2 separate regions of the Mus musculus genome follow, and region 2 is linked to region 1. The links are chromatin loops, found by intact Hi-C in ENCODE. Cell type or tissue: heart. All regions are shown on one strand. Links, peaks and the distances in the headings refer to the core of each region. The heading gives the core; the rest is flanking DNA.

Region 1 (2,500 bases), core at 1-2,500:
GGGCACCATGCCTTTCAGTTCCCTAGACACCACTTTGAGCTCATCATGACGGCCTCTGGGTCCCTATGTCAGAGCACGCTGCCTCCCTGCTGAGCTGTGATTTCCTCACGGACCTAGACCATAGCTTACTTATCTGTGTCTTCAGGGCTACAGAGTGCCCAGCAAGATAGTGAGAGAAAAATCAATGTTTTGTTTATTTAATGGAACTAAATGCCTAGTTATGGATGGACACTGGGAAAACTCAATCTCTCAAGGCCCCCGGGGCCTTGGTTGTTTCCAGGAGGTTTGGGTTAGACGCTGGCTACAGTCCTCCTGGGTAAGGCTGTGACCGTTACCCACTGAGCGAGCATTCGTGCGGGGCAACTCACCCCACATTCCTCCACCCCCTCCATCTTCCCTGCCCATTCCTCTGTGCCTCCCAGGTACACCTGCCGAACCCTTTTTGAGCGCCACAAGCTTCTGTTCAGTTTTCACATGTGCGCCAAAATCCTGGAGACGTCCGGCAAGCTCAACATGGATGAGTACAACTTCTTCCTGCGTGGGGGTGTGGTGAGTTGGTGGGAGGGCACCTCCCTGCACGGGGGTCACATGGGGATGGCAGCAGGTGTGTGGAGGAGGCCAAGTCAGAGGGAGGGCAGAATCGAAGGCTCCCCAGAAACGTGAGTACTCGGAGCACCTGGGGCTGAGGGGCTGACTTGTTACGTGACTCTGGAGACCCACTTCAAGCTGGTCATCTGATCACCTCTTACATGAAACCCAGGTATACTTGACTCTCTTCCTTAAAAAAAAAAAAAAAGTCAGCTGAGTTTCATGTACTTATAACCTCAGCAGGACAGTGAAAGATGGAGACAGATGCTTACCACCCACCTAGCCTGACCTAGCCTAATTGGCTAGCTTCCAGTTCAGGGAGAGATCTGATCTCTAGGGAATAAGTGAAGAGCAATGGAGGCACCCACCATCATTCTCTGCCTTTCACACACTTGCACACCTGCACGTACACCACACGCACACGCGGCGTGTGCACACACACCAAAGTGGAGGGAAAAACACAGATTTTCGTTTAAAAGCATGAGTATAAGAACAGATGGGAGGAGTATGCCAACAGTGGGTGGGTTTGGAGCTATTTCTGCCACTAAGCCACCAGAGGGCATCAGCTTCCTAAACTTTAACTGTTGTGGGTATGCAGTGCCCCCCCACCATGCATCCCTCAGTAAAGGTGGCTTTGCGTCCATCTTAGATTCCTGTCTCCTCATTAGGCATTCACTCTGCTTCACAGAAAACCAACACCAAACACACACACACACACACACACACACACACACACACACACACACACACACACGACGGGAGGAGATAACTTAAAATATCATGTTTTATTTTTAATTAAAACATAGCAATTGGGCTGGTGAGATGGCTCAGCGGGTAAGAGCACTGACTGCTCTTCCAAAGGTCCCGAGTTCAAGTCCCAGCAACCACATGGTGGCTCACAACCACCCATAATGAGATCTGATGCCATCTTCTGGTGTGTCTGAAGTCAACTACAATATAATAACATTATACATTATATTAATAATATACAACAATAAAAATAAATCTTAAAAAAACATAGCAATTGCACAGTCTTACTGGGTATAGCGTGGCTTAATTTTTTTTTTAAGATAAGGTTCTTTATAGCTTATGCTAGCCTAGAATGCACTGTATAGCCCAGGCTGACCTTGAATTCCTGGTCATTTTCTTGTCTAGCCTGGCACCTGGGTGTTTTGGTGACAGGCACCATGCCTGGCTTGCAATGAGGTGTTTCAGTATCAGTACATACATGTGTGTGTGTGTGTGTGTGTGTGTGATGACCAGATCAGGGTAGTTGGAATATTCATTAAAACAAACATTTAGAGCCGGGCATGGTGGCGTACCCCTTTAATCCCAGCACTTGGGAGGCAGAGGCAGGCGGATTTCTGAGTTTGAGGCCAGCCCCAGGACAGCCAGGGCTACACAGAGAAACCCTGTCTCAAAAAAACAAAACAAACAAACAAACAAAAAACCAAAAAAAAAAAACCAAAAACCCCAAAACTAATACAAACATTTGTCTTTTGTTGTTGTTGTTTTATTTTAGGAACTTTCCTTTTGAGGGTTCTAGGCATCTTCTCTCTCTTCCCCAAGGTCCTGGATCGTGAAGGCCAAATGGACAATCCATGTACCAGTTGGCTGGCAGATGCCTACTGGGATAATATCACAGAACTGGACAAACTGACCAACTTCCATGGGCTCATGAACTCCTTTGAGCAGTACCCTCGGGACTGGCACCTGTGGTACACCAACTCTTCCCCGGAGAAGGCCATGCTGCCAGGTGCCAGGCTGCCAGCCCCCGCCTCTTCGGAGCCCGTTTGACCTTCCCTTTATCCACCCCACACCCACCCCACACACTCACAAATGCAGCCCCTGAAGATTCTCCACCTTTGAGATTCCTTCCTGACTGACTCTCAGGGCTGCTGTTCTCTCGTCT
Region 2 (8,556 bases), core at 3,534-6,033, 160 kb after region 1:
TCTGACTCCACACCTGTAAACAGAGAACACAAGCCAGAACAGGAGAGAGGATACAGCCGCGGCTAGTGAGTCTTCAGCAGCCAGGAGCCACCTCCTAAAATCTCCACAGCTTTCCAAATTCCACTACAGGCTGGATCCCAGCACCCTAAACATAGACCTGTGGGGGCCCATAACAGTCACCAGATTCTGTCAGATGTTTCTTTAGAGGCCTCTTTGGGTTGCTGGGCTGCCTGGGCCTTCTGACCTAGCTCTCTTATTCTGCACAATAGAACTTTCTAAACCCATAGTTGTGCAAACCTGTAGATTTGTGTCCTTACTCACTTTCACAGTCTTCTCCCACTGCATCAAGTTCCAGGCACCTGAGCATATCCTTGCTAGAACCCTGAATTCCTCCTCCCATAGGGCTCTCAGAGCCAGCGATGACCCTGGGGACCGCCATGTCCTCTGGGATTCCAGACCGTTGGAGGTGATGCTGTAGGGTTACCTAGACCTTTGGGACTCTGTTGCAAGCTGGACTGCAGCACCCCTGTGGGGTCTGCCTCAGAGTCCCAGCTGTTCCTGGGCTGGGATCTTTTTCCATCTTGAACTTCCCCTTAACCATCTGAAAACCTATCTGGCATTTCTGACTCTGTCCCTGACCTTGAGTGTTGACTGGAAGTGTACTCAGCCCATGGCACAGTCTCCTCTCTTCATCAGCTCTTGTCTTCTGTCTGGGGACTGAAGAGTCATATTGTCACATCTTATTGGCCAGACTATTCCCCACAGGACCTAGATTTTAGAAGCTTAAAAGCTGTTGAACCATCTCACTCGGTTCTTTTCTGGGCAGGCAGATCTGTCCCCTTCTCCCCGGAGAGAAGTGTGACTCATGCCTGCAAGCCCAGCCCTTGGGAAGTGAAGGCAGGAGGATCAGAAGTCCAAGGTCACCCTCAGCTACAGAGTGACTTGGAGGCAGCCTGGGTTACATGAGATGCTGTCTTTTAAAAAAATTAAACAACCCCCAAACCAGCATAAGTGAAGTGAGATCTAATAGGAAACTGGCGGCGGGGTGGTGGGGTGGGGGGAGGATGTAGGTTGATAATATTTCAGAATATTGTCTATATGAACAAAAGGCCACTACGAATTACCACATACTGCCATGGGATTATTCTGAGCTGAAGATATTTGAGAAACAGCCCTCACAGAGAGGCTCAGTCCACCCCAGCTGCTCTGTCTAACAGCAGGAACTTCTGGCTATTTAAACAACCACAAACCCCTCTTCACGGCTGCACATCCACGCCAGGAGCGGGTGAACTACCAGCAACCCCCTCCAAACCACTGAGCTCTTCGTAAACCAACCCACCACAAACGTATATCCTGTCTGTTCTCCACAAGAGTCTAACCATTATCAACAAAGAAATTTATTTATTTTTCTTCCTCTAGATACCACCTGTTAAAGTAGGTTTATAAAGATTTGTTTGCATTTAATGTAACCTGCGCTTTTCCTGAATGTATCTATGTGCACACCAATGCAGCACCCAAGGAGGTCATAAGAGGGTGACAGATCCCCTGGAACTGGAGTTACAGAAGTTGTGAGCTGCCTTGTGGGTGCTGGGAACCAAACCCAGGTCCTCTGCTTCAGCAGCCACGGCTCGGACTCACTGAGCCTTTCCTCTGTCCCTTTAAGTCAGGTCTCGGAGGCCCCACCAGCACTGAGTGAGCTGAGCCACTTTCCGAGTGAAATCCCGCATATGTAAGTCAACATCTTGGTCTTTTCTCTCCATAATCTGTCCTTTGTCAGCTTCGTTCACAGGCTCTCCGAAAATCATGCAAGATTTTGAAGAAAATCATTTCCTTGAAGACCTTTTTCGAGTCTTTTTTTTTGGTTTTTTGGTTTCTCTGTCCTATAACTCACTCTGTGTACCAGGTTGGCCTCGAACTCAGAAATCCACCTGCCTCTGCCTCCCAAGTGATCGGATTAAAGGCATGCGCCACCACTGCCGGGTTAGTTTGAGTCTTCTTGATGTTTAAGGATCCCGTTCCATTGTCGAGATTCTAATTCTAACCCACAGAGGTCAGGCAATTTCTATTAACCTCCTCATTCATAAGTTTGTTGGCCTGAGCCCAAGAAAGAAGCATCGTCATCATAAAGAAGCCCAGGGTTTCAGAGACTAGCACTAGCTCTCGCTTCTAACGCCTGGGAAGGACAGGAGTGCAAAACCTTTGCGTGAATGCTTTGTGTTTTGGGGGCCAACAACACAACAGTATTCCTTCCGTCTCCTTTTCCATTTTTATTCTTCTTAGTTAGTCTCATACATTTTTAATTTTCTACACAATCAGACTGACACATGTGCATATGGTTGTAACTTAGACCTTAATTTACCCTGTATATTAAATATTGTTTTAGAGGTACTGGGCTCAGTACACGTGCCAGGCAAGTGTACTACCACCGGCTTATATCCTTAGCCTACATCCTAGGCTTGCAATAGATAGGAGATGTATTGCATGAGTTTATCACGTGATCAGCTGATGTTGGGTTTGTGCGGTAAGATTTTCTTTTAGTATTTTACAAGAATGCTTTATTGCCATATTAACCATCTCTGGACAGAATTATTTTGGCTAGGATTATTTCTTCAATATGATTTCCTGGAGGTAGAATTACCCAATGAAAGGATATACACGGTTAACATTTAATTTTTTTGTTTTTTTGTTTGTTTGTTTGTTTTTGAGACAGGGTTTCTCTGTATAGCCCTGGCTGTCCTGGAACTCACTTTGTAGACCAGGTTGGCCTCGAACTCAGAAATCCGCCTGCCTCTGCCTCCCGAGTGCTGGGATTAAAAGTGTGCGCCACCACGCCTGGCTCAACATTTAAATTTTTAATTTTATTACAAATAAGTTCCATGAAGTACATACAAATCTTTTTCAGTTTTGCTTTTTGAAAGTGTATTTTTGACTGAGTGGTATGTATGTTTATATGCAGGTATGTACTTACCTGCTGTGTGGGCTGATGTGAGGTGTCTTCTTCCACTGCACTGCATCTCATCATTATTATATTTATTGTTGTTGTTGTTTTAGTTTTTGAGACAAGGTTTCTCTGTGTAGCCCTAGCTGTCCTGAAACTCACTTTGTAGAGCAGGCTGGCCTCGAAGTTAGAGATCTAACCACCCAGCTTTTTTTTCTCTCTCTCTCTCCTCTCTCTCTCTTCCTCCCTCCCTTCCTTTCGTTTTTCTTTTTCTTTTTTTTTTGAGGCAGAGGTTTTTCACTGAACCTGGAACTCAGTGAACTGGACTGGCTAGCAATGAGCTCTAGGAATTCTGCATGGCTCTGCCCCCCCTTTGCATGGCTCTGGGGACCCGGTGCTCATGAGTGCAGAGCAAGCATTTTGCTGACTGAGCCATCTCCTCAAGCCCCATTTTTTTTTTTACATTTTATTTTTTATTTTCTGGGGGGGGGGTCGGGCCATTTTATTCCAGGGCTGGAGAGTGGGGAGAGGCTGAAGGGGGCTACACTTCCTGATGGCCTCAGCAGGGCAGGTCTTCCAGGCCTTGTCACTAAAGACTTTTATGTTATTTATTTATTTAATGTGCATAGGTGTTTTGTCTGCGTGTATGTCTGTGTGCCACATGCCTATGGTGCCCACAGAGGACTTTGGAATCCCTAGAACTGGAGTTACGGATGGGTGTGTCAACCATCACCATGTGGGTGATAGGAGCTGAACCCAGGTCCTCTGTCAGAGCAGCCAGTGCTCTTAACCACGGAGCCATCTCTCCAGCCCCTAAAGCTTTTTATTTTTAATTTGTGTCTACATGGATAAGAACACATACGTGAAAATGCCCCAAGAGATTAGATGCGAGTGCTGAATCCCCGGGAACTATAGGTACAGGCAGTATGAGCTGCCCAGTGTAGGCCTTGGACCCAGCCCTGTCCTCTGAAGGAACAGACCACACTATGCACAGCTGAGCCAGCTCTCCAATTCTCACTACAATTACCATTTTTGCCAGTGGTTTTTTTTTTTATTTACTTACTTGTTTTTATTTATTTTTTTAATAAAGCATACTTTGGTAATGTTTTTCCTCTTCTGACTCCTCCCGGGTTCTTCTCCGCCTCCCTACCTAACTTTATGTTCTTTCCCTTTCAAAACAAAAATACATCACAAAAGTCAGGACAAACAAAAAATAAAAAAATAAATAAAACAAAACAAAAACCAAAGTGAGACAAAATGCACCCTCCCACACCCACACACAAATCACAGTTCATTCTATGTTGGCCACCTACTCTTGGGCGCAGGCTTGCCGTGGGGAGTAGTTGACATGCCCAGTGACATCCCATTTGAGGAAATGGGCTCCCCTTTGCCAGCAGGTATCAGTTGGTTGCGGGTGGGATCCCAAGTCTACTTCCCCCTCAGTGTTGGGACCACAACTGGCTTCAGCCCTTATTTTTAGTTTTGTTTCCGTGTTTGTTTTTTTTAATGCTGGTGATTAAACCTTGCACATGCTAAGCAGTGCTGGGCCACTGAGTCATGCACCAAGTTCAAGCGCATAGGCCCTGATCTTGATGAAGGTTTATGTTTGCTGAGGCACAGTAACTGCTGTCCAAACCTGTTAGTTCCATTTCTAGCACCTAGAAAACTCACCAGCGCCCCCTACTGGTTAAGGCTCAGGCACTCTTCAGATAATCACTATTACCATCGTCCATAAATGTTCTTAAAATTAAATCAAATTCAATGTGCACACATGTGTGTGTGAGTGTGTGTGCACGCGCACTCGCGTGCGGGTGTGTGCACGCACATACAGATTCATATTCACAAGCTCACTGTCTTGCCTGCGCAGGTCAGAGGACAACTTTCGGGAGTCAGTTTTCTCCTTTCACTGTGTCTCCTGGGGATTGAGTTCGAGTTGTGAGACTCATCACGCAAGCAAAATTTACAATCCAGCAAATCTGTTTGCCTGTGACTAAACTTCACATAAGTAGACTCGTCAGCATGTAGTCTCATGTCTGATTTCTTCGTCACAACAGTCTGTGCGAGTCTTTCACACTGTTCCACACGCTAATTACCCATGCTTCTTGTCCACGGTGTGCTGGTATTGCACCAGAACGGGCGGATCTCCTTTAATAGGCACTGGAGCTGTATCTAGATTGGAAGTGTTCTTGATAAAGCTGCAATAAGGAATGCTAAATTCTCATGTGCAAATCGGAAAGTGGTTGACTTCTCCCGTGACATCTGTGCTACCATCGAACCAGCTGGCCTGTCCCGCCAGGCCATCCATTGTCAGAGTTTGAAGGGTTCCCGGCTGGCGATTCCGTGTCTCCTCCTGTAGTGTGTGTAGGATTTTCTGGTATTGTGAAAGCTAACTAGAAGGGATGAAGTTTCTAGGGGAGTACCAGCTTGATCTCTCTGTATTCTATGACTCGAGCACATGGTATCTTCTGGTAGTAGGGTCTTAGTGTCAAGTAACCAAAAGAATTGGCACTCAGTTGTAATTCTTGGGACCTCACTAGGCAGCAGGAACCTATCCCCAGTGCTGGGGTTTTTGTTAGCCTGTGGTGTCTAGCAGGGGTATTGTCACTCCTTTATAGGACAACTCCATTTAAAGTCTTTTCTATATGTCTATGTATATTAGGAAGCTTCTACAGTAGCAGGTGTCCATATGGCTTTTCAAAAGGCCACAGTGTCAGTGTAGCCCTCCCCTGTTTCCCCCTCTATCCTGAGCCCTCCCACCTCCCGCCCCATTTAACCCTTTCTGTTCTATTATTCCCCTTTAATCCTTTATACCACTGCCTTCCATCTCGCCTCCCTTTAACAGAACTTTAAAAGGAACACACTTTTTACTATTTCTATTTTTTTTCACTCCTAAAGGCTCAAGTGTGAGCATAACCAATAATACTCCTGGAAAACTATTGTAAAAATACACACAGTTAATTCCATGGATACCCAAAGGGGATTCTTCATTCAAATGCTTCCTAGAAGCAATAAAAGGTTGTCTCTTTAACATGACAAAAAGACTGTTTAAAAGCAAAAGTCAGAATTACCCTTAATGGGGAACCATGAATTATTCCTCTTTAAAATGGGCACGACAAGGACCATCACCCCTATTTAACTTGGCTCTAAAAATTCTAACAAAGCTTCCGTGTTGGAGGAAGAATGATATAATCAGAGAAAAGGAAGAAAGCAAGCTGTCATGTTTTACAAGTGTTAGGGGATGCTCAGAGAACCAAGGTGCAGCACCAGTGAGCTCGGACGGAGCGTCTGCCATTGATATCCCTCTTTCTTTATCCTTTAGGAAAACACCATGATTTTATTGCTAAGTCCCATAAATACCTTTTTAAATGTATGAGTGCTTACCTGCATGCATGTATGTGTACCGTGTGTGTACCTGAGATTCCCTGTAACTGGAGTTAACAGATGGTTGTGAGACACCATGTAGGTGCTGGGAATTAAACACAGGTCCTACACGTGCTCTTAACTACTAAGCCAACTACTCTCCAACTCTTACATTTTTTTTAAAAAAAGATTTCATACAGTGTATTTGATCATTAGGGTCTTACTGTCATATTTGGGGGGGGTAAATGAGAGGGTTGGTGATAGTTTGTGATTCTTGAAGGTCTGTGCGATCCCATTAGCCAACAAGTCAAAAACAAGTAAACACTCCTGGTAATGGAGACTTTCCTTGCTAGCACATAGTGTCTAGCTGGGGTATTGCCCTCCCCTTCCTCTGTTGTTTTCTGGTTGGCATGGAGTTAGCCAGCCCCACTTTCTACTGTTCTTTTATCTCTTTACTTTTTTTTTGTCTCCTCCTCCTCCTCTCCTTCTCCTCCACTTCTTCCTCTGACAGAATCTCTTCAGGAAGTGTGGGCTGCCCTCAAATTTGTGATGCCTGTGTGACCATCTCCAGTATTAGAGCCCCAGGCATGTGCCATCACACTCAGCGTCTTCATTTTCTTTGATGATGCCCTAAACCAGCTAACTAGCTGCCTGGGAGGTATAGGAAGTCATTTTAAATTTAGGGAATGAAACAAATGCCCAGATCCTGGTATATGATATTAAATCAGTTACCATGATTCAGGCATGGGATCCTTAGCTAATCAATCACACCTTCTGGCTTCCAGATTGCTGTAGTTAGACTTTGCTTTATCTTAAACCACATGATATCCTCATTGCTTGTGATTCTGCGGTGAGTGGGTCTCTCTCTCTATGTAAGCGTTTCTTCTCGGGGATTTACAGGCAGTGAATCTGAAGGCTCAGCTATGCTGTATGGTGGGTCAGTCGCCTGCGGGATCTGATGCCATCTGCAGATAAAACTGGACTGAGTCAGAGGACACTGGTCTGCGGAAGGACTGATGTATCAGGTAAAGGAAACCAACGCCTCACATACGCCCCCTGGTGTTCTAGGTGTCTGAAGTGTTTCTCTTTACTCTGTGAGATGGTCACTGTCTTTGGAGAGGATTGCTTTCATTTAATTGTGGAGCTGTTCTGCCGGCATCTATAAGGAGATGCCGAGGGTTTAAGAACACCTTTCTCATCGAGCTACAGCTCCGTGCTCGCCAGTGCTGTAACTCTAGCTCTGTTAGGCCCTCAGTCCTTGGTGTTGCAGCTTTGGATAGCATCTTGATGGCTGTCAGGACCCATGAGTGCTTCCGGGGCAAGGGCTTACCTCTGGTCTTCGGGAGTCTCTTGTTTTTGGAAGTCTCTGCTCACAGCTCTTGCCTGGGCTCTTCTGTACCCCTCTGGGGGCGGGGTGCTAGTGTGCTTGGAACTAGCCGCCCCAGGAATCGCCTGTACTTCATGCAACTAGTTTGACCTGTTCTACCTGTGATAAAGACAAAAGATGACTAGAAAAACCCTTCTGTGATGAAATTAGGTAGTTTATAGAAGGGAGGGCTCCCAGGCTGCTAGAGAAGCATCCTTCATCTGCCAGTGCTTTTACTAGCTGTCATGGGGGCTTCTTCCTCACTGGGTTGTCACCTGTAGGAGGGGCTATCTGAAGATGCAGTGGATCTGGTCCTCTGAGGGTCCTCTGAAGCTGGCACAGCGTAGACAGAGGCTCCCAAAAGTCTCCAGTCTTAGAGTGGTAGGCAAGACAGCCATGTTAGCTCCCCTCAATGGAAAGGAAGTGTCTGTGGGATGTCTGCAACAGGTTTAAAGTCTCCTCCCAGTGTCATTGTCCAGCTTTGAATCTCCCTCAGGTAGCTACAAGGGCTTTTAACACTGTCAGTGATTGCCGTGGCCACAGCAGGATAAATAACTCAGGCGACTTGATTGTCAGCTCCCACTGCCTCTGGAAATGGCCGCAGGTCCTTCAGCAGAAGTGGCGATAGCACTCGCGGTATCAGCGGACTCAAGAACTGAGGAGATGGCTTCTGTGGTTCCTGCTCCAGCCTTCCTCTCTGTGGGTCCTGGGATCGGTGCTTGGCTTTGGCCTTGGCAGCTGCTGCTTCAGCAGGGCATTGGGAAAAGTCTGACAGCGATCAATAAGGTCTCCCATTTACCCCACCAGAGAGATTTCATCTTTTGAAAGGGGGGGGGAATGTGTGCGGGGTGCTTGTGACAAGGATTTGACCCACAGTAAAAGACTTCATCAT

The links. Peaks named below come from ENCODE experiments on the same cell type or tissue, not always from the same donor. Only the 100,000 strongest peaks of a DNase experiment are listed, where the experiment ranks them.
Region 2: it touches region 1 in a loop (5-fold over the local background); 10 of 42 quality-filtered maps call a loop at or near these places.

What each region holds. Positions count from the first base shown.
Region 1 is chr11:69,430,903-69,433,402 of GRCm38, reverse strand. Dnah2 (dynein, axonemal, heavy chain 2) reads left to right here. Exons shown (of 86, transcript NM_001081330.1): 73 at 423-549; 74 at 2,158-2,344. Among named protein-coding and RNA genes, the nearest start is that of Kdm6b, 16 kb to the right of the region's middle. In heart, for the core only: a CTCF peak has its summit at 1,119 (motif pointing right); DNase peaks (open chromatin) are centred at 622 and 1,132; H3K4me3 peaks cover 273 bases; H3K27me3 peaks cover 164 bases.
Region 2 is chr11:69,268,557-69,277,112 of GRCm38, reverse strand. No RefSeq gene overlaps it. Among named protein-coding and RNA genes, the nearest start is that of Gm40039, 11 kb to the right of the region's middle. In heart, for the core only: a CTCF peak has its summit at 4,631 (motif pointing left); a DNase peak (open chromatin) is centred at 4,592.